7 separate regions of the Homo sapiens genome follow, and regions 1, 2, 3, 4, 6 and 7 are each linked to region 5. The links are chromatin loops, found by intact Hi-C in ENCODE. Cell type or tissue: heart left ventricle. All regions are shown on one strand. Region 1 overlaps GFOD2 (Gfo/Idh/MocA-like oxidoreductase domain containing 2). Region 2 holds the start of PSMB10 (proteasome 20S subunit beta 10). Region 3 holds the start of NRN1L (neuritin 1 like). Region 4 overlaps LOC100505942 (a long non-coding RNA gene). Region 5 overlaps DUS2 (dihydrouridine synthase 2). Region 6 overlaps DPEP2 (dipeptidase 2). Region 7 holds the start of LCAT (lecithin-cholesterol acyltransferase).

Evidence for each region. Peaks named below come from ENCODE experiments on the same cell type or tissue, not always from the same donor. Only the 100,000 strongest peaks of a DNase experiment are listed, where the experiment ranks them.
Region 1: it touches region 5 in a loop (2.4-fold over the local background); 23 of 110 quality-filtered maps call a loop at or near these places.
Region 2: a loop joins it to region 5, with 3 times the contacts of the local background. A loop is called at or near these places in 28 of 110 quality-filtered maps.
Region 3: it touches region 5 in a loop (11-fold over the local background); 50 of 110 quality-filtered maps call a loop at or near these places.
Region 4: a loop joins it to region 5, with 3 times the contacts of the local background. A loop is called at or near these places in 9 of 110 quality-filtered maps.
Region 6: a loop joins it to region 5, with 3 times the contacts of the local background. A loop is called at or near these places in 69 of 110 quality-filtered maps.
Region 7: it touches region 5 in a loop (3-fold over the local background); 27 of 110 quality-filtered maps call a loop at or near these places.

Annotation. Positions count from the first base shown.
Region 1 is chr16:67,671,237-67,675,236 of GRCh38, reverse strand. It overlaps GFOD2 (Gfo/Idh/MocA-like oxidoreductase domain containing 2), which reads left to right. Exons shown (of 3, transcript NM_030819.4): 3 at 1-701. The coding sequence ends at 82. Among named protein-coding and RNA genes, the nearest start is that of C16orf86, 6.4 kb to the right of the region's middle. RefSeq lists an enhancer at 2,086-2,145. In heart left ventricle, a CTCF peak has its summit at 2,356 (motif pointing left); DNase peaks (open chromatin) are centred at 1,376 and 2,316; H3K27ac peaks cover 2,017 bases.
Region 2 is chr16:67,933,834-67,937,833 of GRCh38, reverse strand. PSMB10 (proteasome 20S subunit beta 10) reads left to right here and starts at 984. Exons shown (of 8, transcript NM_002801.4): 1 at 984-1,140; 2 at 1,349-1,436; 3 at 1,522-1,619; 4 at 1,731-1,871; 5 at 2,137-2,252; 6 at 2,356-2,414; 7 at 2,886-3,037; 8 at 3,163-3,328. The coding sequence starts at 1,085. The coding sequence ends at 3,274. RefSeq lists enhancers at 805-1,054, 1,305-1,584, 1,875-2,064, 2,215-2,414. In heart left ventricle, no CTCF peak of the experiment used is centred here; DNase peaks (open chromatin) are centred at 1,033, 1,473 and 2,023; H3K4me3 peaks cover 2,459 bases; H3K27ac peaks cover 2,474 bases.
Region 3 is chr16:67,881,658-67,885,657 of GRCh38, reverse strand. It overlaps EDC4 (enhancer of mRNA decapping 4), which reads right to left. Exons shown (of 29, transcript NM_014329.5): 22 at 3,813-3,990; 23 at 3,549-3,704; 24 at 3,331-3,446; 25 at 3,064-3,229; 26 at 2,793-2,979; 27 at 2,481-2,700; 28 at 1,927-2,090; 29 at 1,159-1,702. The coding sequence ends at 1,510. NRN1L (neuritin 1 like) reads right to left here and starts at 773. Exons shown (of 3, transcript NM_198443.2): 1 at 676-773. The coding sequence starts at 754. RefSeq lists enhancers at 179-686, 687-1,196, 1,502-1,681. In heart left ventricle, CTCF peaks have their summits at 1,548, 1,757 (motif pointing left) and 3,158; DNase peaks (open chromatin) are centred at 807, 1,757, 3,185 and 3,964; H3K4me3 peaks cover 259 bases; H3K27ac peaks cover 3,743 bases.
Region 4 is chr16:67,518,776-67,522,775 of GRCh38, reverse strand. The region is part of intron 1 of LOC100505942 (a long non-coding RNA gene); the gene reads left to right. It also overlaps a transcript of RIPOR1 not described here. Among named protein-coding and RNA genes, the nearest start is that of RIPOR1, 8.1 kb to the left of the region's middle. RefSeq lists enhancers at 1,186-1,445, 3,865-3,924. In heart left ventricle, CTCF peaks have their summits at 1,105 (motif pointing right) and 1,557; DNase peaks (open chromatin) are centred at 1,125 and 1,525; H3K4me3 peaks cover 691 bases; H3K27ac peaks cover 477 bases.
Region 5 is chr16:68,039,255-68,043,254 of GRCh38, reverse strand. The region is part of intron 3 of DUS2 (dihydrouridine synthase 2); the gene reads right to left. Among named protein-coding and RNA genes, the nearest start is that of DUS2, 18 kb to the right of the region's middle. In heart left ventricle, CTCF peaks have their summits at 2,292 and 2,492 (motif pointing right); a DNase peak (open chromatin) is centred at 2,514.
Region 6 is chr16:67,991,322-67,995,321 of GRCh38, reverse strand. DPEP2 (dipeptidase 2) reads left to right here. Exons shown (of 11, transcript NM_022355.4): 2 at 2,065-2,372; 3 at 2,686-2,812; 4 at 3,129-3,258; 5 at 3,343-3,484. The coding sequence starts at 2,110. Among named protein-coding and RNA genes, the nearest start is that of DPEP2, 6.2 kb to the left of the region's middle. RefSeq lists a silencer at 1,747-2,006 and an enhancer at 2,667-2,736. In heart left ventricle, CTCF peaks have their summits at 1,704 and 1,915 (motif pointing left); DNase peaks (open chromatin) are centred at 1,851 and 2,439; H3K4me3 peaks cover 688 bases; H3K27ac peaks cover 867 bases.
Region 7 is chr16:67,940,632-67,944,631 of GRCh38, reverse strand. It overlaps LCAT (lecithin-cholesterol acyltransferase), which reads left to right and starts at 512. Exons shown (of 6, transcript NM_000229.2): 1 at 512-684; 2 at 1,420-1,576; 3 at 1,656-1,771; 4 at 1,866-1,961; 5 at 2,045-2,269. The coding sequence starts at 531. SLC12A4 (solute carrier family 12 member 4) reads left to right here. Exons shown (of 24, transcript NM_005072.5): 24 at 1-1,158. RefSeq lists enhancers at 1,381-2,280, 2,264-2,313. In heart left ventricle, a CTCF peak has its summit at 2,361; DNase peaks (open chromatin) are centred at 402, 1,754, 1,949 and 2,324; H3K27ac peaks cover 1,279 bases.

The sequences.
Region 1 (4,000 bases), 370 kb after region 5:
GTGGGAGGCTGTGGAGGTGCTGACGGAGGAGCCCGACACCAACCAGAACCTGTGTGAGGCACTTCAGCGGAACAACCTATGAGCCTGCACCTGGGCTCCTTGCCACAGGGCAGAGGGACCAGGGAGGGGAACAGGAGCCAGACATGACAGGGACTTGGCCCTAGCAGAGACAGTGTCTTTCATTTAATGAGTCTGGGTGAAGCCAGAGGTGGCTCTGGGACTTCGCCCCCTCCAGTGGCTCATCTGCTCCTCAGACTTGCAGGGTGGCAAATGTTCCTGTTGCCAGGTTACCACGGTGTGCACAGGGCAGAGCTGCCGCCAGGCCTCCTCATGGTGATGCCAGTGAGTCGGACCAGGAAAGGCTCACCCTGGGGAGCCCTTCAGCCTGATCCGCAGTCCTAACAGGGTGAGAAAGCACAAGAGGGGCCAGCTCGGCTGAGGCCTGAGGAGAAATGATGAGAAGTTTTGTTTCGTTCTTGGGCTGGGGCATCTCAGGAACAGTGAGGGCAACAAGCTGTCCCTCAGGGACCCTCACCTGCCCTCCCATGTGACCAGGCCCTTCCCAGGTGGGGACTGGGGCTTGCTTTATTAAGTGAGCTCTTGGGCTTTTGAAGTAGGACAGAGGGCCCTGGTTTGGCAGAGAGGAGGCAAGGGAGGGCTTTAGAACATCTGAGAAATGTTAATAAATAATTCAGAAAATAGGACATGGCATGTGGTTTTTGTTTGGTAGGTTGGGTTTCTTTAATACTGAAAGGCTTGTTTCTGGCTGGTAGGGGGTTTTTCTCTACTCATTGCTCCACAGCAGCTCGGAGCCAGCGTGGGTCATCACCGCCAACTGTGCCACACGGGCCGCTGCCCCTGCCAGCCCTCGTCTCCTGCCTGTTCCCTCATAGCCAAATCCCAGGAGCCTCAGAAGAAAAGATTTCCTCAGAGAACAGGACTCAGGACTTCCTAATGGGCTGCTGCTGGGCCTGCCGTCTCAGCAGATAGCGGGAGAGTTTGGGGCCTCACTGGGGTGGAGGTTAGGAGGGGTTCTGTTCTTAATGTCACGGTGTTGGCTGCCAGAGTGCTCTTGAGGTGGCGGGGAGGAGTGGTTTCAGGGAGGTGGCACAGGGTGAGGAGGAGGAGGAAGAGCTCCAGGCGTGCCCCATGGAGCAGCTGTGGCTGGACCCGAGGGCCAATCACCCACCATGCTCTTGACTGTGCTCTGCACAGGGCCAGCCTTCTACCCAGCTCTGCCAGAGGCGGCGGGGGGTGGGGGCGGGGGGGCACGGTGTTGAGAAAAGACATGCGTTCCCCTTTGCTTGTTTGACCAGCCTGCCAGGATCGTTCAGCCTGGACCAAGTTCTGTTCCCTTCTCTAACCTTCCGCCCTCTTCCCTGCCCTGGGCTCCTTGCCAGAAAAGCCCAGGGAGGGCTTCCTCTTCCTCTTGGCACCGCTTCTAGACGTCACCAGGCTTGTTTTCCTGTAATTTCCTGGATTCAGATGTCCTTGTGAGAGGGAATAACAAGGGATAGGGTTGGAGTGTGCCTACTGCATGCTGACCCTCAGGGCAAACGTGTATGTTATTATTTCCCTTAACCTCCAAACCACTCTCTGACGGTAAATATTCTCATCATTCAGATCATAAAATGGAGGCACAGAGGGCAAAGCTACTTGCCTCCTGTAGATTGTACATGATGGAGCCAGGAGCCTGGTCAGGACCATCTAACCACAGAGCCTGACCTTGAACCACGCTTCCTCCCAGCATTTGGGAATCTTCAGACCTGAGGGCCCGGCATTGCCCCTCCCTGTGGCAGGAGCCTCGGCCTGGCCTGAACTAGGAGGTGAAATGCAGATAGCACCCACCACCAGGCAGGACACCGAAGGTTAAAGGGGAGGCTGCCCCCTTGTCCCTGGGACAGTTAGCTCAGCTCAGTCCTCCCATGTGTTGCTAGGATGTCGAGGTCACTCTGAAATGTGGGAATTGACCAGGAAAGCACAAGCCTGACTTAGATGCTCCCACATAAGAAAGGGCCATGTGGCCAACCCAGAATGGCACTCGGGTTCCCAGAATGTGCTGGGGGGAGGGTACTGCAGTGGGCTGAATGCAGAGCTGCTTTAATGAGGACCCCGGTTCCTCTGAGGGAATCCCCAGAGCCTAGATTCACGGCCAGAGTGGTGCATGGCCCCTTCCCTCAGACGTCTTTACCATCGAGTTATCCTGGGCATCAGAGCTGGTCAGTCCCACACTGGGGATGGGGAAGACAGATGTGCCCAGATGCCTGTGGCCAAGGGAGCCCACAGGGTTCTGGTCTCCATGGGTGACTGAACCCACACTGGTTCTAGACTTGTCCGGCAGCACCCCCTCCTGGAAGAAGGCAGTAGCATCTCCCAGGACCTGTTTCCAAATCTCAGGATGTTACCAGCTCTTCCTCAGGTCAAAATAAAGTTTTTCCAGGACAGTAAAAATGCAGTTAGCTTGGCTCGTCAGATACAGCAACCAGAAGAGAACTTCCCAAATACCTGTCGCTTATTCTTCAACCTCCAGCCAAATCCAGGACTGTTTTCACCTAGACGATGGCAGCCACTTCCTTTCCTGTTCTGCCCATCACCCTGCTGGCCAAGCAGCCTCTCCTGAATGTCACGCCAAGATCCCTCCCTATCCACACCCTTCCTCCTCACCCCCGGACTTGACCAACCTGGTTTCCATATGGCCATGCCCTCCTCTCCAGCCACACTAAGAGCCCTCCTGCAGAGGTGGCAGCTTCCATACTAGCAGGGCTTTGTCCCTGGCATGTCCTCTGCCTGGAAGGCACCACCTCTCTCTCTCAGGAGTCAGCTGGAGGACTGCCCGGTCACCACTTCTGACTTCAGCAAAGTAGCCACCTCCCAACCTGTGGTTCCACAGCCTTGGTCCTCAGTTGAGCTGAGGTTGCATGTCCCTCCATCCCTCCCTCCCTCCCTCTCTCCCTCTCCTTTTCTTTTCTTTTTTCTTTTCTTGTCTTCTTTCTTTCTTTTCCTTTTTTTCTCTCTTTTTTCTCTTTCCCTCCCTCCCTCCCTCCCTTCCTTCCCTCCCTCCTTTCTTTATTTATTTCTTTTCTTGACAGAGTCTCACTCTGTCACCCAGGCCGGAGTGCAGTGTCGTCACCTTGGTTCACAGCCACCTCCACCTCCCCGGTTCAAGCAATTCTCTTGCCTCAGCCTCCCAAGTAGCTGGGACTGCAGGCGCCCACCACCACACCTGGCTAATTTTGTTTGTTTGTTTCTTTTTGAGATGGAGTTTTGCTCTCGTTGCCTAGGCTGGAATGGAGTGGCGCAATCTCAGCTCACTGCAACCTCCACCTCCCTGGTTCAAGCAATTCCCCTGCCTCAGCCTCCCAGGTAGCTGGGATTACAGGCACATGCCACCAGTGCCCAGCTAATTTTTTTGTATTTTTAGTAGAGATAGGGTTTCACCATGTTGGCCAGGCTGGCTGGTTTCGAACTCCTGACCTCGTGATCCACCCACCTCGGCCTCCCAAAGTGCTGGGATTATAGGCATGAGCCACCGCCCCCAGCCTAATTTTTGTATTTTTAGTAGAGGCGGGGTTTCACCACATAGTCCAGGCTGGTCTTGAACTTCTGGCCTAAGTGATCCGTGCCCCCCTCAGCCTCCCAAGGTGCTAGGATTACAGGCATGAACCACTGCACCTGGCCACTTGTTTTGAATATATAATTTCAACTTTTATTTTACATTCGGGGGGTACATGTGCAAGTTTGTTACATGGGTATACTGTGTGACGCTGAGGTTTGGGGGACGATTGGTCTCATCACCCAGGTAGTGAACATAGTAAATAGGTTTTTTCAACAATCACCCCACCCCCTCTCTGCCCCCTCTCATAGTCTCATGTTTGTGTTTCCCATGTTTGTGTCCATGTGTACCCAATGTGTAGCTCCCACTTGTGAGAACGTGTGCTATTTGCTTTCCTGTTCCTGTGTTAATTTCTTAGGATAATGGTCTCAGCCGTTTCCATGTTGC
Region 2 (4,000 bases), 110 kb after region 5:
CAGAGTAAGACCCCATCTCAAAAAAAAAAAAAAAAAATTAAGATAAACCCTTTGGCAGCTGCGTGCTGCTCTTAGCCTCAAACCCAAGTCTTTTTTTTCCCCCTTTGAGACGGGGTCTATTGCCCAGGCTGGAGTGCAATGGTATGATCCATACTCACTGCAGCCCCGAACTCCTGGGCTTCCAAAGTGCTGGGATTACAGGTGTGAGCCACCAGGCCCAGACTGCTGAAGGGTTTAAACCAGAGAAAGAATGTGACCAGATTTCCAATTTAGAAAGACCCGCTCTCTGCAGGGTAAGGAGTAGCCTGGGGGTCGGGGGGCGGGGGGCAAGAATTGCAAGGTAACCAGGGAGGCCAGTGCAATGTCCAGGTGGGAGAGGATGCTAGCTGAGACTAGAAGTGCTAGGAAAAGGATGTGTGCAGACAAGAGGTCACTGGGGAGGTGAAATAACAAGGCTTGGCCATGAGTGGAACCCAACACCCATGGTGCCCTCTTGAGAGAGGGAAGATGGCACCTGAGATGGAAGATGGAAAGACCAGGGTCCCTGTGACTGAGGACTGAGCCTCTGTTTGAGGTTTTTGCAGAGGAGTAAAGGCAACAAAAGAGGCAAGAGTTGGAAGAAAGGTGACAAGGAACAAAAGTCAGCTATGCCTGATGCTACTGGGTGGCCAGCAACAATGCTGACTTGGCCAAGGCTCTGAGAGCTTTACTATGCTGGGACTGGAGGTCAGAGTTGAGGCTAGGGTAAGAGCAAGGGGCTCAGATGGAGGGGGAGGAGGACCTGAACAAGTCCAGAAGGGAAGAGATTTGTCCCTCTATCCAACAGAGTACCCAGTGAGCAGCACAGAGGGCACAGCAAGGGACATCACCCGGTTCCCCAAATGCTCAGAGCCACAAGTGAAGCCAAAAGTGAAAGACAAGATGCAGAAAACCGCCACGGGCCTTTGAGGAAGGGTAAAGGCGAAAGCGAAAGCAGGAAGTACAGACGTGAAGCCTAGCAGAGGACTTTTTAGCTGCTCACTGGCCCCGCTTGTCTGGCCGACTCATCCGCCCGCGACCCCTAATCCCCTCTGCCTGCCCCAAGATGCTGAAGCCAGCCCTGGAGCCCCGAGGGGGCTTCTCCTTCGAGAACTGCCAAAGGTGAAGCGGGGGCGCGGGGGGCGGTCACTCCTGAGCCGCCTCTGCTTGCTCGTGGCCTTTTTTCCTGGCTGGGGGTGGGGGAGGGTGTGTTGGTCGACTTGGGTTCCAGGCTTACCCCGGAAGATGAGGGAGACGGGGACCAGGTTAGGGGAAGCAACAGGGGTCTTGAAAGCAGAGCCGAAACATGGGCGCCCTCCTCCGTTTCCAGAAATGCATCATTGGAACGCGTCCTCCCGGGGCTCAAGGTCCCTCACGCACGCAAGACCGGGACCACCATCGCGGGCCTGGTGTTCCAAGTGAGCAGCGGGGAGGGACGGGGAGCTGGAGGGGAGCCGAGAGTATCGAGCAGGCACTGAAGCTGCGGTCCCTCCCTCTCCTCAGGACGGGGTCATTCTGGGCGCCGATACGCGAGCCACTAACGATTCGGTCGTGGCGGACAAGAGCTGCGAGAAGATCCACTTCATCGCCCCCAAAATCTAGTGAGACTCCCGAGCCCAGTTCCCGTACGCAAAAAAGAACGGCCCCCTCGTTCCCACTCCGGTCCCCGCACGTCCCAGCCCTGCCCACACCGATCCTCCCTTTTGCCTCAGCTGCTGTGGGGCTGGAGTAGCCGCGGACGCCGAGATGACCACACGGATGGTGGCGTCCAAGATGGAGCTACACGCGTTATCTACGGGCCGCGAGCCCCGCGTGGCCACGGTCACTCGCATCCTGCGCCAGACGCTCTTCAGGTGCGGGGGCAGGGCTAACAGGACCCCGGCAGGGGTAGTTACGGGGTTGGGGCCATTGGAAGGCGGGACAGAAAGAAGGGCGGGACCGCGACGGGCCAGGTGACCGGAAGAGGCCGGCCCAAGAGAACCTGGGCTACAGGAAAAGGCGATGTCAGTCATCGGGCGCCAGCCCACAGGAAGGGGCGGGGATAGCACCTAGGAGCTGGGCATAGAGAGGTGGGGCCTAGGCCCCAGCTTGTGGCCGACCCCGCCCATCCTCGAGCAGGTACCAGGGCCACGTGGGTGCATCGCTGATCGTGGGCGGCGTAGACCTGACTGGACCGCAGCTCTACGGTGTGCATCCCCATGGCTCCTACAGCCGTCTGCCCTTCACAGCCCTGGGTGAGCGCTTCTGTCCCTTCTCCTCGAACTCTGCCCCTGTGACCTTGGCCTCACTCCAAACGGCGTCGCAGCGGTTGACTTCAGATGCTTCTCCTGCCTTCAGGCTCTGGTCAGGACGCGGCCCTGGCGGTGCTAGAAGACCGGTTCCAGCCGAACATGACGGTGAGCGGCCTCTGTCCCCGACTTTGTGGTCGCTGGTGGGATGTGCACCCGGGAGCTGGGGGAGCACAGGACCCTGGCCCAGTGCGGGTGGCTAAGGCTTGTCGGAGGAGGTGACCACTGAAGGGTGAGTGGAGTAAGGGCAGAGAAGTGCGGTCCCGACATAACACCGTCCAATACCAAAGCCTGCACGGCTGGGAGAAGTCGAAGCTCACAGAGGATCTTTAGGAGCCGAGGGCGGAGAGAAGGACCAGTAGGGTCCTACTTATATCAACGTCTGGAGCCTAGATTTTGTTTGGGGTGGGATGGAAGCAGGTGATGTTGCCTCAGAGGTGGCTAAGGCTCAGAGGGAGAAACACAGTGGGGGTTTGGAGGGCAAGACCAGATTGGGTAAGTGGACAGGCAAGTCCCCAGGCTGTAGCCTAAGTTAACAGCAGAGAGAGCCCGTTAGGTCTCACACACCCATCACCGCAGCTGGAGGCTGCTCAGGGGCTGCTGGTGGAAGCCGTCACCGCCGGGATCTTGGGTGACCTGGGCTCCGGGGGCAATGTGGACGCATGTGTGATCACAAAGACTGGCGCCAAGCTGCTGCGGACACTGAGCTCACCCACAGAGCCCGTGAAGAGGTGAGAGCTGGAGATCGGGGACCACAGGGATGTGTGGGGCTATAGCAGGGGAGATAGGGGGCTGCAAAAAGGGGATGGGCCACATGACAGGCCCATGTTCAGAGGCTGTCCCTCCTCCCTCCCAGGTCTGGCCGCTACCACTTTGTGCCTGGAACCACAGCTGTCCTGACCCAGACAGTGAAGCCACTAACCCTGGAGCTAGTGGAGGAAACTGTGCAGGCTATGGAGGTGGAGTAAGCTGAGGCTTAGAGCTTGGAACAAGGGGGAATAAACCCAGAAAATACAGTTAAACAGATGGCTGTGTCATTCTTGAGTGGAATGGGGTGGGCAGGCAGCCAGCAGGGCTCTGTAGCTAAGGCGTCCCTGCAGGGGCCATTACCTACCATAGCTCTAGTGTCTGGCCTAAGAGATGCCCTTCACCCATAACCTCAGGCACCTACAACTCCAGAACCCCAGCCCTGGCCAGCATTGCAGGCTTGGTCTCCACCCAAACCTTCCTTCTGACTCCACACTTGAAGGCTCCCCCACCACTCCACTGTCTTGCTCTTGCCCTCTAGTCCACTGGAGACTTGTAAATTATGAAATACCCCATGTACTACCCCCTCCTAGAGACTTTCCATGGCTCCTCAGTGGCCCAGGACAAAGCTCATACCTTTCAATCAGGCCCCCACAGGCCCCACTGAGGGCTAAAGTGCTGACAAGAGGAGCCGCTCCCTGACTCCAAGGCAAGTTCTCACCAAGCACTCCTCAACCTCGCAACATCTTTACCTGTGACACCCCTTAGATGACGAGGCATGCCTGCACTGCTCACGTGAAGCTCGTCTTCTGTCTGCACATGCTGGGCTTGTGACTCCAAGTTTTCCAGGCTAATAAGGGTCACAGGACTCACATGGGGAGAGATGACACGTTTCTCCAACAAACCTTTGCTGGGCCCCTGCTGAGTCTCAGGCCTGGCTGCTGGGT
Region 3 (4,000 bases), 160 kb after region 5:
CAGCCCCCAGGGGCTTGTTTACCTGGGAGCACTCTGGGGATGTGACTCAGCGGAAAAAGGGTGCCCCAGGGAACTAAAGGGCAAGTCTGGGGATTACCTACCCAGGCCCCCTTCAAGGTAGGACCCAGACTGGGATTTGTACAGGGGAAGGGGGTGTTGTGTACCCCAGGTCAGCTCTTCCTTTGAGCTTCTGGGGCCGCAGGTGGGGTGACAAGGGTCCATGTAAAGGAGTCAGGACAGGGTGGAGGGGAGGGAGGTCCAGAGGCCCCGGACCAGGAGCAGGTGCATCTCTCTGCGGTTTAGACAAGCTTTGCTTGGCCCTCCGAACTCTCTCTAAAGATAAATATTTTTGGAGAGACAAGGCAGGATGCAGAGGTATTGGGATCCAGGCCAGACCCTCAGAGAGGACTTAGGGATCCTACGACTGGTCTATAAGTCCTGCCATTGGCATGTCTCCCTTTATCATAAGAGGGGATGCAAATTTTGGAGTCCTTCTCCCATAACTGGGGCTGTTTGTGCCTCTCACTTTCTGTCCTGAAGTCACCAGCACACCTTCCTGGAGCCCTTACAACTCTTCTCCACCCTGGCACCCAGCGTTCCCACACACCCTATGCCCAGCCTGGCTTGGCTGGGCGAGAAGGGGGTGTGGCCCGGGCCCCGGATGCCCGCACTCACCGAGGGGCAGCAACAGCAACGGCCTCAGGGCATGGGGTGGTTGCCGGCAGCAGCAGCGGCGGCGGCAGCAGCGCATCATCCCTGGCTGAGAGCCTAGTGCAGGAGCTAGCTGCTTGGAGTGCAGCCCGTCCGCCCAGCCCCCGGAGGGAGGGACGGTGATTGGATGGGAGCTGGGGGTGGGGCTCCGAACCCAGCCGGCGGCTCCGCCTCCAACACCCAGATGGGAAAAGGAGCGAGGAGACCTCAGAGAGCAGAAATTCGCAGGAGCACAGGCTGGTGCTGGGCAGGCCCCTGGACCCTCACTCCATAGAAGGAGGGAGAAGGGAGATCTGGGAAGGCAGTTGGAGCAGATGAGTGGGTAACCCGGCCCCTTGGCTGGGTTGGCCTCGACAGAGCTCCACGGGCAAGAGATGGGCAGAGAACGAACAGACGGCAGTTATGAGAGTCACACCAAAGACAAACCAAAAGCACACACATACTCCATTTTATTCCAAAAGCATTTAATTGAATTTCTCAATGTTTTTCAAAAACAAAAAGATCCAAATTAGAGGTAAAAAGGAACATGGAAAATTCCACTCAAGTGGTGTCACGATCTCAGGGTCATGCTCCAGGCATGGCAGAACCCAAGCAGGCGCAATACCTGCCCTGGGCCCAGCTAAACCTTCTGACTACCACACGCTGTAGACCACGGCCAGTGCTCCCTGCTCCCTGACCCCCAAACACCCCAGAGATGGGGGCCTGAGCAGGTAAAGGCCAGCCGTGACCCTGCCCCAGCCTAGGCCTGTCTGCTGGCCTTCAGTGCCATCCCACCCCTGGGCAAGGCAGGCTTAGCAGCTAAGGGAGGCTGGGGGTCACGAGGCCATGCAGCATGAGGCTGAGACGCCGAGCTGCTTTGCCAAGTGAGTTGTGTGGCTCAGCCTGCAGGAACTGAAAAAGCTTTTGGCGCACCTGGGCCATAACGGAGCCCATGTGGTCCCGAGTGATGGGGTCACTGTGGTCCAGGTGCATCACGGCCTCTTCCAGGTAGCTGGGGATGGGGGGGAAAGGACAGGCTACAGGTGGGTGCCAGCAGACGGGAGCGCCCCCTGGTGGCACCGAGGCCCAGAGGGAACCCTCTGGGTGAAGGCAGAAAGGACTGGTGGAGAAAATTAGGGAGAGGATTCAGGCAGAAGTGGGCGTCAGCTTCAAACTGCTCCCTCCCACTGCCCCACTCCCCAGCTCATCTCCCCATCCCTGGCTGTCCCCACTTACCTGAGCTTGAGGTCAGTTCGAGTGCCAAGGTCAGATGCCAGCTGCTGGATGAGGGAAAGGAGCACAGGCTGGGAGAGCGGGCAGGGTGGCTGCCCAAAAACCTGGGCTGGGTCCACAGTTTCACACACATACAGCACCAGGTTCAGGTCAGCAGCTGTCAGCGCCTGGAGGAGAAAAAAGCAGCAGTGTTTATAGCAAATATCAGGATGGAATGTCTGCTTGTCTGAACTGTGTGGCCTGGGGGAGGATGACCACAGGGTGGGCTAGTGAGAGCTCCAGAGGGACTCAGAGAGAGCCTGTAGGGCTGTGTAGTTACCCTAGGGGATTGGGAAATGGGTTCCTGAGAAGGGTAGTTGTAAAGCAAGGTGGGCTAGGTGGGAAGAAAGGGGTCCAGGAAGAGGAAGCAGCAGGGACAATGGCCTGGAGGCCAAAGGGAACCAAGAACAGTCTGCTGGGGCCAGAAGGTGCAAAGGTGGTGGGTGGAGTAGAATGTATGGTATGTGGGCCTTGTCAAGAGACACGTGACCCTTAGCAGGGCCTAATGCCTATCGTACCTGCTGGAAGGCCTGATTGAGGTGGCCCTGCTGCAGCAGCTGCAGGATATGGGCTTGCTGGGCCTGGCAGTCAAGGTGGGCAGAGGGGACAGGTGTGCCAGCAGCTGAGCGCATGGCCTGCATGATGCTGGAGGTGACGGCGGCCTGCTGCTCCTTGAGCGCCACACTCACCTCACCCTTAACGATGCGCTGTACCTGTGCTAAAATGGACTCCTGCAGGCTGCAAAGGGAAGTGAGTGAGGTGAAGTGGACAGGGAGCCTAGTCTGGCCTTTCTCAAGCCCACCACCTTGCCCAGTACTCTGCCCACACACCTGCCCACAGCCACATGCAGCTGGTGCTGCACCTCAGCACGAACACTGCCGGCCACGGTGGCTGCCATCTGCTCAGTGGCACTCTGCAGTGTGCTGACCAGGCCCCGCAGCTGGGCTAGCACAGGCTCCCTGGCCTCCTGTTCCCGTGCCTTCCGGCTCTTCATGTGGCTTTCTAGCTGCTGCAAGTCTGAGGGGTGACCACAGGGACTATAAGAGGAACAGTAGGAAAGAGGATAACCCCTCCCACCTTGGGCCATATGACCCCACTCACATTCCTGTGTCCCCAGCCGGAAGCTATCATTGATTTGCTGGAACATGGCCTGGCAGCTCTTCTCAAAGGCCGGCAGCACCACACTCTGGAAGGCTTCCCGGTAGGCAGCCTGCATCGGCCCTTGTAATGTGTCTGCAGCTGCTCGGGCGATGGCATCAGTCAAGTTCTGGGGTTAGAGGGAGGGGCCAAGTTGAAAGCCTGAGCCCAGCCTGGCCTGACTAGGCCCAGGAACCACCACCTCCACCCACATCTTGGGCCCTATAGCACCTTGGACTTGAGCAGCTTGGAGATGTTCTCTTTCATGCTGCCCTCCACAGCTGTGAGCTTGGTAGCCACTGAGTTGCTCAGTTGGCCTGCCATAGGCTCCAGACTCCTTGAGACACCTGGGAGAGGGGAAGAGGGTGAGGTGGAGCCATGAGAAGAAGCTTGACAGGTACCCCACTCCCACCTGAACCACCCAAAGGGAGTCTGCATGCAAAACTCACATGGAGGGACTGTCTTCTTGATCTCATCCCGTATGCTGCGCTCTAGCCGCCCAGCTACAGCTGACGACAGTGCTTGGGACAACTGTTGTGTCAGCTGCTCCTGCAGCTGCCCTCCCCGCTGCTGCCCCTCAGCCAGTGCTCGCTCCAGCCGCCGCTCTGCGCCATAGCTAAGGAACGGGCCTGGAGCAGGTCGTGTACTCCTTCCCAGGCCAAGAATGCTGCCCCCGTCCCTATGCCATGTTGTGCTACCAGTCTCAAGGATACGTTCCTGCTCGTGCCGAGTCTCAAGGGCACGTTCTACGTGGCCTGTGACTGTGCTCTGCAGGCCTTCGAGTTGGGTACACAGACGCTGCAGCAGCTCTTCCTGGCTGTGCCGCAGCTCTGCCAGCTCTCTCTGCTGTTGCCAAATTAGTGCTGGCCAGTCCTCAGGGGGCTCTGCCACCTGTCAGTAG
Region 4 (4,000 bases), 520 kb after region 5:
AGCTAGTGGTAGTTGAGCCATGTGGGCTAGAGGAGAGGTCAGGAGGTGAGGTCTGAGAGGTGAGTGGGGTGAGGGCGGGGTAGGGAGTGAGGGTTTTATATCTGAACATGGAAAGGCACTCAATATAATAAGCATGGTGGAGGCCGGATGCAGTGGCTCATGCCTGTAATCCCAACACTTTGGGTGGCTGAGGCGGGCAGATCATGAGGTCAAGAGATCGAGACCATCCTGGCCAATATGGTGAAACCCCGTCTCTACTAAAAATACAAAAATTGGCCAGGCGCGGTGGCTCACGCCTGTGATCTCAGCACTTTGGGAGGCTGAGGCAGGTGGATCACCTGAGGTCAGGAGTTCGAGACCAGCCTGGCCAATATGGGGATACCCCGTCTCTACTAAAAATACAAAATAAGCCAGGCATGGTGATGTGTGCCTGTAATCCCAGCTACTCGGGAGGCTGAGGCAGGAGAATTGCTGGAACCTGGGAGGCGGAGGTTTCAGTGAGCCGAGATCGCGCCACTGCACTCCAGCCTGGGGAACAGAGCAAGACTCTGTCTCAAAAAAAAAAAAAAAAAAAAAAAAAAAAATCTGGGCGTGGTGGCACACGCCTGTAGTCTCAGCTACTCGGGAGGCTGAGGCAGAAGAATCGCTTGAATCCGGGAGGCAGAGGTTGCAGTGAGCTGAGATCGCACCACTGCACTCCAGCCTGGCGACAGAGCGAGACTCTGTCTCAAACAACAACAACAACAACAAAAAACATGGTGGAGTGGAGAAAGTTCCAGAACAGCCTGCATAGCAGGAATCTCCTCAGGTGAGACCTGCATCCATCGGTCCTGAGAGCCACAATGCCCGTCATCTCTGGGCGTTGTACTTTCATTTGGTTTATTTTCTTCTTTGTATTTATTCATACAAATAATGGTTTGCAATCAACATGGCATCGTTTTCAAAAGCAACATGGCCATTACTTATTGGGCCATCTCCAGGCTGGCCTCTGCACTGAGGAGGTGTAAATTTCTAGGCTTGGCAATCGCTTCCCTGGGGACACCGCCTGAGGCTGGCCAGTGTCGCTGTCATTGTCCCCGCTAGTCCAGCCTCGGCCTCCAGGGGGAGCTGTGAGCTGGGCGGTGCTCTGCTGGTTTGGGCAAGGGGTGGGGCGATTGACTGTGTGTCTCGCGGTCTGGGCTGGGCGTCCTTCCTTCCTTCCTGACTCCTTTCTCCTAAGGGACAAGTGGGAGGGACGTCTTCGCCTCTCCCAGCTCATGGGATGAACTGCTCCCCTGGGACCCTTTCAGCCCAGGCCCCCTGACAAAGGAAGGCTGCAGTGTGTGGTGCATAGTTTATTTCTGTGAGTTGCTAACGCTAGGTGAACTGCTCTGACAGAGATTTGGAGGGTGTGGTGGTAGGAGAGACCCGGCCACCAGGCATCTGGAAATTCCCCCGTCCCATCGGATGACGACCTGGGGCTGAGAATCCCCAGGCGGAACCCGACTCTGCTCCTAAGAAGTAAAGTTGGTCTTTGGCGCCACCGTCTGGGAAGTGTCTACACTGCAGTTACGGACTTGGCAAAATACCGCCAGCTCAAGGGGGTGCCCCTGGCGGCCAGTCCTGGATTCAAGAACAGTCACTGTAGAGTGCAGTGCACAACCTGTTCGGTTCTGTGTGACAGCTCTGCTGACACTCAGACCTGATCACGGATCCTGGGAACCCCACCACTACCATTAAAACCCCCTCCATATGCCAAAGCCTCTTCAAGAGGGAGAAATGCTCCCTGTCCCTCCACTTCTCAGTCCTCTCCTCCTTTGACCTTTCCAGGTGTGTTGGGCACAGCTGGTCCTCCCCATCTTCTGAAGCGTCCTTTGGCTTCTGTGATCCAAGAGAAGGATTTCTAGCTGCTTCTCTGGCTATCTCCCTTCATGCCCCTCAGTGAGCTCCTCCAGGAGCTCAACCCCCTTACCTCATTTTTTTTTTTCTTTTTTTTTGAGATGGAGTCTCACTCTGTCGCCTAGGCTGTAGTGCAGTGGCACTATCTCGGCTCACTGCCACCTCTGCTTCCTAGGTTTAAGCGATTCTCCTGCCTCAGCCTCCTGAGTAGCTGGGATTACAGGTGCACACCCCATGCCCAGCTAATTTTTGTATTTTTAGTAGAGACGGGGTTTCACCATGTTGGTCAGTCTGCTCTCAAACTCTTGACCTAATGATCTGCCTGCCTCGGCCTCCCAAAGTGCTAGGATTACAGGCGTGACCCACAGCACCTAGCCACACCTCATTCTTGATACTTCTCTCCAGGGTACAACTTCAGGGCCTCTTTTCTTTTTTCTCTTCTCTTCTCTTCTCTTCTCTTATCTTCTCTTCTCTCTTTTCCATCCCTTCCTTCCTTCCTTTTCTTTTCTTTTTTTTTTTTGAGATGGGGTCTCACTGTCACCAGGTTGGAGTGCAGTGGCGCGATCTCAGCTCACTGCAACTTCTGCCTCCCAGGCTCAAGTGATCCTCCCACCTCAGCGTCCTGAGTAGCTGGGACCACAGGCACACACAACCATGCCCGGCTAAATTTTTTTGTATTTTTGGTACAGACAGGGTTTCACCATGTTGTCCAGGCTGGTCTTGAACTCCTGAGCTCAAGTGATCTGCTAACCTCAGCCTCCCAAAGTGCTGGGATCACAGGCATGAGCCACTGCACTCGGCCCTCAGAGTCTTTTTTTTTTTTTTTTTTTTTTTTGAGACGGAGTTTTGCTCTTGTGACCCAGGCTGGAGTTCAATGGCGCCATCTCGGCTCACTGCAACCTCTGCCTCCCAGGTTCAAGCAATTCTTCTGCCTCAGCCTCCCGAGTAGCTGGGATTACAGGTGCCCGCCACCACACCCGGCTAATTTTTGTATTTTTAGTAGAGACAGGGTTTCACCATGTTGGCCAGGCTGGTCTCAAGCTCCTGACCTCAGGTGATCCATCTGCCTCGGCCTCCCACAGTGCTGGGATTACAGGCGTGAGCCACCGCACTGGCCAGAGCCTCCTTTTTGTTCCCACAGTGATGACTTGAGTCTCATCCCCCACATCTCTTGCTCCACTTCCCCCACTTAGGATGACCTTCGGACACCTCCAAATCCATTGTGTAAAGTCAGCCCCATCTCCTCCCTTCAGAACTGCCCTCCCTCCTGGGTCCCCATGTAATCTTTCCCCAGACCTCTTCCCTGACACCCTCCAGCCACCAAGTGAGTCCCCTCTTCCCTATGCCCACTTTCCTGCCCTTGGCTAGACTATCACTTGCCAAGGATACACATCACTCGGTGTCCTTGTTCATTGTCCACGCAGCAGCTGGATGACCTCTGCCCGTGGGACCTGTCTCTCCTCACTTCCCCACTGGCCCCTCACCCCTGGCCAGTTCCTCCTTAGGAGGGCGTAGTTCCAGCTGGACTGAACTTCTTTGTGTCCCTGGATACACCCTGCCTTCCCTACCTCTCCATCTTTGCACAGGGTGGGCCCTGAAGTGTTTTTTTTTTTTTTTTGAAACAGAGTCTTTCTCTGTTGCCCAGGCTGGAGTGCAGTGGCACAATCTCCACTCACTGCAACCTCCGCCTCCCAGGTTCAAGCAATTCTCATGCCTCAGACTCCCAAGTAGCTGGCACTACAAATGTGCATCAGCACGCGTAGTAGTGCATTTTTAGTAGAGGCCGGGTTTCATCGTGTTGTCCAGGCTGGTCTCAAACTCCTGACCTCAGGTGATCCACCCACCTCAGCCTCCCAAATTACTGGGATTACAGGCATGAGCCACTGCGCCTGGCCTGGGCCGTACAGTTGAATGCCTTTTCCTCTTTCCTTCGCCTAACTGCTGCTCACCCTTGAGGTCTCAGCCGAGACCCACTTCCTTTGAGACAGTTTCCTGGACCGCAGGCTGGGTCCGGAACCTCTCCTTCTCTCTTACAAAGCCCTGTGCAGCCCCCTTCTCTGCCCTTGTCTGCCTCCCCTTCCAAGAGCGCCACCTGCTCTGCTCAGGGTTCCACACCCCAAGA
Region 5 (4,000 bases):
TTTGTATTTTTGTAGAGACGGGGTTTCACCATGTTGCCTAGGCTGGTCTCAAACTCCTGACCTCGTGATCCACCTGAGTCGGCCTCTCAAAGTTCTGGGATTACAGGTGTGAGCCATCACGCCCAGCCAATCCCAGCACTTTGAGAGGCCCAGGTGAGGGGATCACTTGAGGCCACCTGTTTGGGACCAGCATGGGCAACATAGCGAAATCCTGTCTCTACAAAAGATTTTAAAATTAGCCAGATGTGGCTGGGCATGGTGGCTCATGCCTGTAATCCCAGCACTTTGGGAGGCTGAGGCGGGCAGATCATCTGAGGCCAGGAGTTCGAGACCAGTCTGGCCAACATGGAAAAACCCGTCTCTACCAAAAATACAAAAATTAGCCAGGTGTAGTGGTGCATGCCTGTAATCCCAGCTACTCAGGAGGCTGAGGCACAAGAATTGCTTGAACCCAGGAAGCACAGGTTGCAGTGAACTGAGATCACGCCATGGCACTCCAGTCTGGGCGATAGAGCGAGACTCTGTCTCAAAATAAAAATAAAAATAAAATAAAAATAAAAATAAATAAATAAATAAAATTAGCCAGGTGTGGTGGCATAAGCCTGTAGTCCCAGCTACTCAGGAGGCTGAAGTAGGAGGATCCCTTGAGCCCAGGAGCTCCAGGCTGGTCACTGCACTCCAGCCTGGGTGACAGGATAAGACTCTGTCTCAAAAACAACAATCAAACAAGCATTTTTGAGGATGTAGAGAAACCGGAAGCTTTGTGTGCTGTTAGTGGGATTGTAAAATGATGCAGCTATTATGGTTATGGGAAACAGAATGGAGGGTCCTCAAAAAATTAAAAACCACCATATGATCTAGCAATCCCACTTCCGGATATATAATCAAAAGAATTAAAAGCAGGGTCTCAAAGAGATTATTTGCACGCCCATGTTCACAGCAGCATTATTCACAATTGAAAGAGATAGAAGCAACCCAATGGCCATTAACGGATGAATGGATAAACCAAGTGTGATATATACATACAATAGAGTATTATTCAGCCTTAAAAAAGAAGGAAATCTTGTCACATGCTATAACATAGGTAAGCCTTGATGACATTATGCTAAGGGAAATAAGCCAGTCACAAACAATAAATATTGTATGATTCCACTTATATAAGGTATCTAAAGTAGTCAAATTCATAGAAATAGAAAGTAGAATGGTAGTTACCAGTGGCTGGGAGAAGGGGAACTGGGGAATTGCTGTTTAATGGGTGCAGGGTTTCCGTTTCACAAGATGAAAAAGTTCCGGAGGTCTGTTTCACAACAATGTCAATATACATAACACTACTGAACAGTACACTTACAAATGGTTAAGACAGTAAATCTTGTATGTTTTTTGTCACAATAAGAAAAAAAAAACTTTTAAAAATCACTCATTTCTCTTTTTTTTTTTTTTTTTTGACACAGAGTTTTGCTCTTGTCACCCAGGCTGGAGTGCAATGGCGCACTGGGCACATTGCAACCTCTGCCTCATGGGTTCAAGTGATTCTCTTGTCTCAACCTCCCAAGTAGCTGGGATTACAGGTGTGCACCACCAGGCTAAGCTAAATTTGTATTTTTAGTAGAGACAGAGCTTCACCATGCTGGCCAGGCTAGTCTCGAACTCCTGACCTCAGGTGATCCACCTGCCTCGGCCTCCCAAAGTGCTGGGATTACAGGCATGAGCCACTGTGCTTGGCCTAAATCAATCATTTGTGGGCCTCTGGGCTGTAGGACTCTGGGTCTCTTAAGAACATTGCCTTGTCCCTTGATCCTACTTAATAAGAAGTTTAAGTCTAACAGGTCAGTGTCTCTTCACAGACAGGAACACCAGAATCCCACCATTCTTATAAAAAGAAACAGGAACGCGGCCTCTGCAGCACCTCCCAAAAACTGTCATCACTCCTCAAAAATTCCTGACAGACCCTGATGTGGGAAGACTACGGCTCTCTTGCCTTTTACAGACTGGCTCATCCTCCAGAGGCTGAGGACTTTGTGGGTTGTGTTTTGTTTTGTTTTGTTCTGTCGCCCAGGCTGGAGTGCAGTGGCACAATCTCAGCTCACTACAACCTCTGCCTCCCAGGTTCAGGCGTTTCTCCTGCCTCAGCCTGAAGCTGGGACTACAGGTGTGCACCACCGCGTACAGCTAATTTTTTGTATTTTTGTAGAGATGGGGTTTCACCATGTTGTTCAGGCTGGTCTTGAACTCCTGACCTCAGGTGATCCACCTGTCTTGGCCTCCCAAAGTGCTGGGATTGCAGGCGTGAGCCACCACGCTCGGCGACTTTGTGGGGTTTTTAAGGAGGTGCCTACATGCTTGATATGCACGAGGTCCTGTGAGCTGGGTGAGGTCATTTGATTATCTAATCCCACAGATGGGCCACCTCACATCAACTCCCCCCCGCCACCCCCAGTAAGAACATCCACGCAACTGGTACTCCAAAGCTCACTGGCAAAACAACCATGGATCCACCAGGGGGCGCTGACACCACACTCAGCCATGCCCGGGGGCCCAGTCCCAGCCACCTACACAACCTAGGTTGACCTGCCTGCCTGTCTGCTCTCCATAGGTGGCAGATCTGGGTGGAAGGCTTAGGTCTCTGCCTAGGTAGATACCCCTTTGTTTATTTGTAAGTTATACTGACTCTCTCAGGGAAGAGCACATCAAACAATGCTAACAGATTTTAATTCATATTTCCTCTGCTCCATACAGGAGCAGGACCCTGGAAGAAAGGAATGGGCACATTTACTAGGAAAACCAAGTCTTGCCCAATTAGGAGGGTCACATACTGAAGTAATCACATAAATCGTGGGCCCTAAACTTCCAAAGGGCTTGAAAACAATCCTAAGGCCGGGTGCAGTGTCTCACACCTATAATCCCAGCACTTTGGGAGGCCAAGGCAGGTGGATTACCTGAGGTCAAGGGTTCAAGACCAGCCTGGCCAACATGGCAAAACCCCATCTCTACTAAATACAAAAATTAGCTGGACATGGAGGCGGGCACCTGTGATCCCAGCTACTCAGGAGGCTGAGTTGGGAGAATCACTTGAACCTGGGAAGCAGAGGTTGCAGTGAGCCAAGACTGTGCCACTGCACTCCAGCCTCGGAAGGCAGAGTGAGACACTGTCTTAAAAAAAAAAAAAGAAAAAAAAAGATTCCTGTCCTCTTCAAGCCCTGACCTTACCCATCACGCCAAATCCCCCAAATGAATCTTCAGGCCTCCTTCTAATGCCTTCCTTCCTCTTATACTACAAACATGCAAGTCATCTAGAAACAACTCCCTTCACCCTGCTTCCTCCACCTCAGGCTACCTGCCTGTACCTCCCTTAACTGAAGGGGTAGTTGGCAGCCCTATTTCTATTCCCTCATCTGCTATTCATTCCTCAAGCCATTAACTCCGTGAGTGTTCATGTCTATGTGCTAGAGCTGTCCTCCAGGGGTCTAATTTTCTTTTCCCTCCCTCCCTCCTTCCTTCCTTCCTCCCTTCCTTGCTTTTTTTCAAGAAACAGGGGGCCAGGCACGGTGGCTCACACCTGTAATCCCAGCACTTTGGAAGGCGGAGACGTGAGGATCATGAGGTCAGGAGATCGAGACCATCCTGGCTAACACAGTGAAACCCCGTCTCTACTAAAAATACAAAAAGAAATTAGCCAGGCGTGGTGGCGGACGCCTGTAGTCCCAGCTACTCGGGAGGCTGAGGCAGAAGAATGGTGTGAACCTGGGAGGCAGAGCTTGCAGTGAGCCAAGATCGCGCCACTGCACTCCAGCCTGGGCGACAGAGCGAGACTCTGTCTCAAGGAAAAAAAAAAATAGAAACAGGGTCTCGCTATGTTGCCAAGGCTGGTTTTGAATACCTGGGCTCAAGCGATCCTCCTGCCTAGCCCCCCACAGGCATGAGCCACTCTGCCCAGCCTAATTTTCAAGTCAAATACCTGCTTGGTCTTTTTGCAGCTGGATTTCTCTGCATTACCTGACAT
Region 6 (4,000 bases), 48 kb after region 5:
TACTCCCAGCACTTTGGGAGGCCAAGGTGAGATCATCACTTGAAGCCAGAAGTTTGAGACCAGCCTGGGCAAGAAGGCAAGACAGTCTTTAATTAAAAAAATAAATAAAAAATAAAAAAAAAGCCCAGGTGCGGTAGCTCACTCCAGTAATCCCAGCATTTTGGGAGGCTGAGGCAGGCAGATTGCTTGAGACCAGGAGTTCGAGACCAGCCTGGGCAACATGGCAAAACCCCATCTCTACTAAACAACAAAATTTAGCCGGGCGTGGTGGCGCATGCCTGTAGTCCCAGCTACTCGGGAAGTTAAGGCACAAGAATCGCTTGAACCCAGGAGGTGGAGATTGCAGTGAGCCAAGATTGTGCCACTACCCTCTAGCCTGGGCAACAAAGTGAGACTCTGTCTCAAAACAAACAAAAAAAGACCCCCTTCGGCAGCAGTAGACGTGACAGTTAACCCACCTCGAGCACTCGGCCATCGATCTGCCTTCCTCCTGGACAGCAGACACTGGGCAACATCAAGTGTGCAGTCCCTAAAATACATCAAAGCTGGGATCACTTCCCCTCCTGGGTAGCTTGGGACCTCCAGTCCCTTTGGAAGAGTTGGTTCATTTTCTTTTTAGGAGGCCTTCTTGAATCTCTAGTCGTCGTCAGGCTTAGGTCACACTACCCATGCACTGATCAGCCCTGCCACGTGGGGGAGGCTCCAAAAAATGAAGCGGTTCCAGGGGTGCCAAGGTTCAGAGCAGAGTCTTGAGAGCCTGAGGGGCAGGAGGAGGCAAAGGTCTCTGAGGACGAAGGGGTTTGGCCACAGTCCCGGAAGATCTCAGGTCGTGGGGCTTCTGTGAGCGGGCACATCCCCTGTGCCTGTGTGATTGTGAGCTTGTGTGCTTGTGTGGTTGGGGGTCCTTCCTGGAGGAGGCATCTAGGTTGAGGGCCCCAGGCCGGGAATGGGGTGGGGCCTGTCGTCAAGGAAGGGACTCAGCCCTGGAGGTTTCTGTGAGAGCTCAAGCCACAGGAGCCACAAGATAAGAGGAGTGTGGCTGCAGAACCCAGGTGGCAGGGCTTTCCTCAGGCCCCTTACTCCTGACCTGGACGAGGCCGGGGCTTCCTCAAGGAGGTAGGAGGTATCCTGGCCAGCAGATCAGCCAGAAGCTCTAGGAGGAAGGTGCTGCGGCCGGGGACTCTGCTGCCCTAGACAAGACTTCATTTCCTTCCATGCAGATGGCTGTGTGGGTTCCTGCTCTGTTGAGTGAATGTTCCCTGGCAGTGGCCAGATGCTTGCTGCGCTCTCATCCCTCCACTGGGGTCCTGGGGAGGTGTGGCAGCTCCTTAGGAAGGAGCTCTTTCCTAAGGCTGATTGGAGAATGTGCGGTCGGGGCGGGGGGCGGAGGAGTGCTCCTGACAGGTCCTAGTAGCTGGGAGATTCCCCAGAGTATAGGCTTGAGGGCCTAAGTTACGGGAGAGAGAAGGTCAGGGCCAGGGGGCCCCTTCCTGAATCCAGTCCACAGGGTTAACCCCTCATTTCCAGAGCCTATCTTCTCCCCCACACCCACCCACACAACCCAGCACCAGGAAATCCAGAGCCCAGAGCACTGTGGTCACAGGGACACATGTGGCCCTGGGTGTGGCCGGGACACGTTGCAGGCGGTTGGGGACATGACGTGGTCTGCAGATCTCCCAGGGCAGGGCAGAGGGCCACTGTTTGGGGGAAGCACCCCAGGCCCTCTCTCTTAGAGAGAGAGCCTAGGGGCAGCAGAGGAGCCACCTGGGTCGGCCCCCTGGGGACAGTGGGAGGAGTAAAAGGGAGGGTGGAGGGCCCTAAGACAGGCCGCGAGTGGGCGCCCAGGACAGGGATCCGCCCAGCCGGCGGGAGCGCCCTTGGGGATGACGGCGGGAGGGCTGGGCGCCCCCTGGTGGCCGTACTGGGCGGTGCCGCCGCTCTCCGCACATCCTTCGCGGGGCCCTGTGACTTCGTTACCCTCCTCTTGAGGCCACGCCGCCAGGTGGCCTGAATCGAGGGTCGGGACTCCATCGTCGCGCTCTGCCCCTCGCCCGCCCCTCTCAGGCTCTCTGACTGCCACCCCTGCCTGCCTGCCCGGCCCTGCACAACATGCAGCCCTCCGGCCTCGAGGGTCCCGGCACGTTTGGTCGGTGGCCTCTGCTGAGTCTGCTGCTCCTGCTGCTGCTGCTCCAGCCTGTAACCTGTGCCTACACCACGCCAGGCCCCCCCAGAGCCCTCACCACGCTGGGCGCCCCCAGAGCCCACACCATGCCGGGCACCTACGCTCCCTCGACCACACTCAGTAGTCCCAGCACCCAGGGCCTGCAAGAGCAGGCACGGGCCCTGATGCGGGACTTCCCGCTCGTGGACGGGTGCGTAATTGCTGCAAGGGGGCGATGGGAGCTGAGCACACTCCTGGGCAAGGGAGGGTCCCAGAGTATGCAGGGCTGTGGAGGAGGCTCCCTCACACCACCCCTGGATGCCCTCTCTCCCGTCATGCATGGGTACCCTTTCCCCTCTGTCATCCCCTCTTGGGTGGGCACTCCTAGCCCGGGCCTCAGGGGATCTCAGTATAGTCATGTGACAATGAGGGATGGGGATCCCCAGATGTGTCCTTCCTGAACTGGAGGGCTAAGAGGCCCATCTGTCTGTTCTTCACCTGACCCTGGCTTGACATCCCTCCAGCCACAACGACCTGCCCCTGGTCCTAAGGCAGGTTTACCAGAAAGGGCTACAGGATGTTAACCTGCGCAATTTCAGCTACGGCCAGACCAGCCTGGACAGGCTTAGAGATGGCCTCGTGGGCGCCCAGGTACCACAGGGATACACGAGGTGCCACAGCATGGCTGCTGGGGGATGATGGGGAGAGTGGGGACCCCAGAGATCACAAGTTAGTCACATGAGAACTCAGTTACCATAGTGACCCAAAAAGTGTCATGATATGGATGCTGGGGGCTGCAGAGGCTACAGTGAGCCAGCTTGGTGGCCAGGAAGACCCTGTGGAAGAAGCAGTACATTACATGTGGCCTCCTGGCCCACTGGGTGCTCTGTCAGCTGTGGAGGCTGTGAGCAGTCCAGGGTCCTCCAAAGCAGCCCCCATCCAAGCCAAACCCTGGCCTTCCCCCCAGTTCTGGTCAGCCTATGTGCCATGCCAGACCCAGGACCGGGATGCCCTGCGCCTCACCCTGGAGCAGATTGACCTCATACGCCGCATGTGTGCCTCCTATTCTGAGCTGGAGCTTGTGACCTCGGCTAAAGGTAGGCAAGTTGATGGGAAGCGTTAGGAACTTGATTGAGCTACTCCAGCCCTGGAAAGTAATCACCTGACCTACCTGCCCCCAGCTCTGAACGACACTCAGAAATTGGCCTGCCTCATCGGTGTAGAGGGTGGCCACTCGCTGGACAATAGCCTCTCCATCTTACGTACCTTCTACATGCTGGGAGTGCGCTACCTGACGCTCACCCACACCTGCAACACACCCTGGTGAGCCTAGTGCAGATGGTGTGGGACCGCTGAGGCAGGGGCAGAGATCTGCCTGAGGTCACTGTGGGCCCAGAACAAGCTTTACCCATGGGATGTGGCACTGACTCTGGAGTGGGGAGGGGAGCTGGGATTCTGGTTTTCAGAATACGACTTGACCCCTGGCCAGACGCGGTGGCTCATGCCTGTAATCCCAAAACTTTGGGAGGCTGAGGCGGACAGATAACTTAAGGCCAGGAGTTCGAGACCAGCCTGGCCAAGATGGTGAAACCCTATCTTGAAGAAAAACACAAAAATTAGCCAGGTGTGGTGGTGCGTGCCTATAATCCCAGATACTCAGGAGGCTGAGGCATGAGAATCTCTTGAACCCAGGAGGTGCAGGTTTCAGTGAGCTGAGATGGCACGACAGCACCACTGCACTCCTGCCTGGGTGACAGAGCGAGACTCTATTGCCAAAAAAAAAAAAAAAAGAAAAGGAAAAAAAAGACTGGACCCAGCAGGGCCCTCCTGCTGCCAGGC
Region 7 (4,000 bases), 99 kb after region 5:
TGGGGACTTTACTATCTAGCACCCCAGTAGGCCTGTCCTGGCCAGAGAAGACTGGTAGGGGCCGAGTGGGGTTTGAAGGCAGCCGGCCCGGCCCAGCCCAGGAGCGCTATTTATTGCATATTTATTGTTTGGATGTCACCATCAGAGACGAAGGGAAGGGTAGCCAGGGAGGGAGTCCAGCCCAGCTGCCTGCAGGAAGATCTGGCTCAGTCTACTATGGGCAGGGCCCCCCACCAAGCTGAGCCGAATGGAGACAGCTGAGCTGAGGCCTGACTTTTTCAATAAAACATTGTGTAGTTCTGGGCCTCCTGCTGCCCCGGCTCTGTTTCCCCTGGCGCCAAGAGAAGAAGGCGGAACTGAACCCAGGCCCAGAGCCGGCTCCCTGAGGCTGTGCCCCTTTCCGGCAATCTCTGGCCACAACCCCCACTGGCCAGGCCGTCCCTCCCACTGGCCCTAGGGCCCCTCCCACTCCCACACCAGATAAGGACAGCCCAGTGCCGCTTTCTCTGGCAGTAGGCACCAGGGCTGGAATGGGGCCGCCCGGCTCCCCATGGCAGTGGGTGACGCTGCTGCTGGGGCTGCTGCTCCCTCCTGCCGCCCCCTTCTGGCTCCTCAATGTGCTCTTCCCCCCGCACACCACGCCCAAGGCTGAGCTCAGTAACCACACACGGCCCGTCATCCTCGGTAAGCCCCCACCAGGCCCCTGATGCACCACGCCAGACCCTGGGGAGCCTGGGCCCCAGCCCCTGGCAGCTGACCTGGCCAAAGCCCTTCTGCCCTGCATAAGCCCCGACATAAGTACCTGCCCTGGTGTGGGGAGGGGCCAAAAGCTTGTCCCTTAGAGGAATGACGTCCCTTCTCCCACCACACTGTGACTCTCAGTTGTCTAACCCAGGGGGGGCGGAGTGGGGGACGGGGTGTGCCTGAGGTCTTGGCTGGGGCATCACAAGCTGTGGTCAGTCACAGCCACACCAGACTCTGGGCCAAGCCCCACCACTCCTTCCTTGGCCCCCACCCACCAAGGACAAGATGCCCAGCCCAGGATCGGTGAGCAGGAGAGGCCCATCCATGCCCGGCCCCTATTAGGCCCAGCCCCCATGCCCCCAGACCTATCTGTTCCCACCTTGGACTTTGGCAATAAAGGAGCGCCAGACTGGGTGTTTGCTCTGCAGAGGCAGGGGTCAGCGGCCTTGGCCTCAGCACCTCAGCGCCTTCCCTTCCTCAGGGAAGCCTGGGCTTTGGCTACTGGGGGGACAGCAGGGAGAGGGGGTGTAAGCAGGGGAGGGTAAGTGTGCTTTGTACCTGGGGGTTGAGGGTATGGGAGGTGGGGGGTGGGTCTGGTCACTGCAGCATCTGGGGTGACGGGGGTAAGGGTCACGGGGGGAATCCAGAGTCCAGAGTGAGGGCTGCTGCTCACAGTGCCCGGCTGCCTGGGGAATCAGCTAGAAGCCAAGCTGGACAAACCAGATGTGGTGAACTGGATGTGCTACCGCAAGACAGAGGACTTCTTCACCATCTGGCTGGATCTCAACATGTTCCTACCCCTTGGGGTAGACTGCTGGATCGATAACACCAGGTACAGCCATGTGCTCCACCCTAGCCCCAACACGCTGCCCCTTGGCTACTGGCTGCTGAGTGGCACCCCCGCCCCGCAGGGTTGTCTACAACCGGAGCTCTGGGCTCGTGTCCAACGCCCCTGGTGTCCAGATCCGCGTCCCTGGCTTTGGCAAGACCTACTCTGTGGAGTACCTGGACAGCAGCAAGCTGGCAGGTTTGTGTCAGAGGGCAGGGCTGGGGCTCCAGGCCTGGGTGCTGGCCCACAGCAGGCATGGCCCAAGCCCCCGGTGCTGCTGGTCCCCCCACAGGGTACCTGCACACACTGGTGCAGAACCTGGTCAACAATGGCTACGTGCGGGACGAGACTGTGCGCGCCGCCCCCTATGACTGGCGGCTGGAGCCCGGTGAGTGTCTCTGCGGATGACCGGCTTGGGGTGGGGCAGGTGCCCCAGACCCCAGCTGCCCTGACCCCTTCCACCCGCTGCAGGCCAGCAGGAGGAGTACTACCGCAAGCTCGCAGGGCTGGTGGAGGAGATGCACGCTGCCTATGGGAAGCCTGTCTTCCTCATTGGCCACAGCCTCGGCTGTCTACACTTGCTCTATTTCCTGCTGCGCCAGCCCCAGGCCTGGAAGGACCGCTTTATTGATGGCTTCATCTCTCTTGGGGCTCCCTGGGGTGGCTCCATCAAGCCCATGCTGGTCTTGGCCTCAGGTGAGAAGGCCTCGAACACTTAGGTCCAGCGATGGGTGAGACCAAGCTGATCCTGGGCCTGCCTTCATTGCGGCTCCTGCTCACAGTGGCCTCTAGGGGTGCTATCTACCACTCCTGGGCTGGCATGCTTGCTGTCACTGGCCCCCAGAGCAGTGACCCTGGCCTGAGCAATTAGGGTGGCTCCTTCCAGAGTCTGTGTCAGTGATGGCAAAGGGGCAGTGAACACAGAAAGTGAATCCCAGCTATCTGCTCCCAGGGTTTGTTCTTGTAGCCCCAGAGCCTGCCTGCCCAGCCCTTGCCTGCCTTCCACTTGCTCGCAGGAGTGCCTTTGCCCAGGGATGTGCTTCACTGAGGATGGATCTGCCAGAGCTAGGGCCAGACCCCCCGAGGCCCCACCTGCTCTTCCCTAGGGAGTGGCACCAGGGCCCAGCACTGACACAGCTACCACCTACTCCCCACCCCCTGTACCCTGGGAGCTGGTCTGGAGAGAGAAACACAGTCTGGACAAGAGAAACGCTCATCAGACACCACCAATAAACATCAAACAGACACCATCTTGTTTCCCCCTTTCTGGAGCACAACTCTGTGGCCCCCATTGCTGCATAAGCCACACAAGGAGCAGAAAGACACATGCCCGAGGGAGGACAGCCAGCACCGCCCCCACCATCCCCACACATCCTGGGCCTCACCCACCATCCCCACACACCCTGGTCCTCAGGAAGCCCCGCCTACTTTTTTTTTTCTTTTTCAGACAGGGTCATTCTGTCGCCCAGGCTGGAGTGCAGTGGCGTGATCATAGCCGCAGTCTCAATCTCCCTGGCCCAAGCAATCCTCCTGCCTCAGCCTCCTGGTTAGCTGAGACTATAGGCACACAACACCACACCTAATTTATTTTTGTTTTTTAGTAGAGATGAGGTCTTGCTATGTTGCCCAGGCTGGTCTCAAACTCTTCACCTTAAGTGATCTTCCTGCCTCAGCCTCCCGAAGTGCTGGGATTACAGGCGTGAGCTACTGTGCTGGGCCTTTTAAAAAATGTTTATTTGTTTATTTATGTATTTTGAGATGGAGTCTCGCTCTGTTTCCCAGGCTGGAGTGCAGTAGTGCAATCTCCACTCACTGCAACCTCCATCTCCCCAGTTCAAGTGATTCTTCTGCCTCAGCCTCCCTAGTAGCTAGGATCACAGGCATGTGCCACCACGCCTGGCTAATTTTTATATTTTTAGTAGAGATTAGGTTTCCCCATGTTGGCCAGGCTGGTCTCGAACTCCTGACCTTAAGTCATCTGCCTGCCTCGGCCTCCCAAAGTGCTAGGATTACAGGTGTGAGCCACCGTACCCGGCCCTATTTATTTATTTTTTAAGCTGGAATCTCACTGTGTCACCCAGGCTACAGTGCAGTGGTGCGATCATAGTTTACTGTAACCTCAAATTCCTAGGCTCAAGCAATCTTCCTGCCTTTGCCTCCTGAGTAGCTAGGACTAGAGGTGCACTCCACTAAGCCCAGCTGATTTTTTTTTTTTTTTTTTTTGTAGAGACAGGGTCTCACTGCATTGCCTAGTCTGGTCACGGACTCCTGGCCTCAAGTGATCCTCCTGCCTCAGCCTCCCAAAGTGTTGGGATTACAGGGGTGAGCCATGGTGCCTGTCCCTGCCATCCTTTTGAAGCCCTACAGCTCCACCCAACAGAGGTCTTATCAGGGCTTCTCATTGAGTAAGCTGACACTGAGCATCAT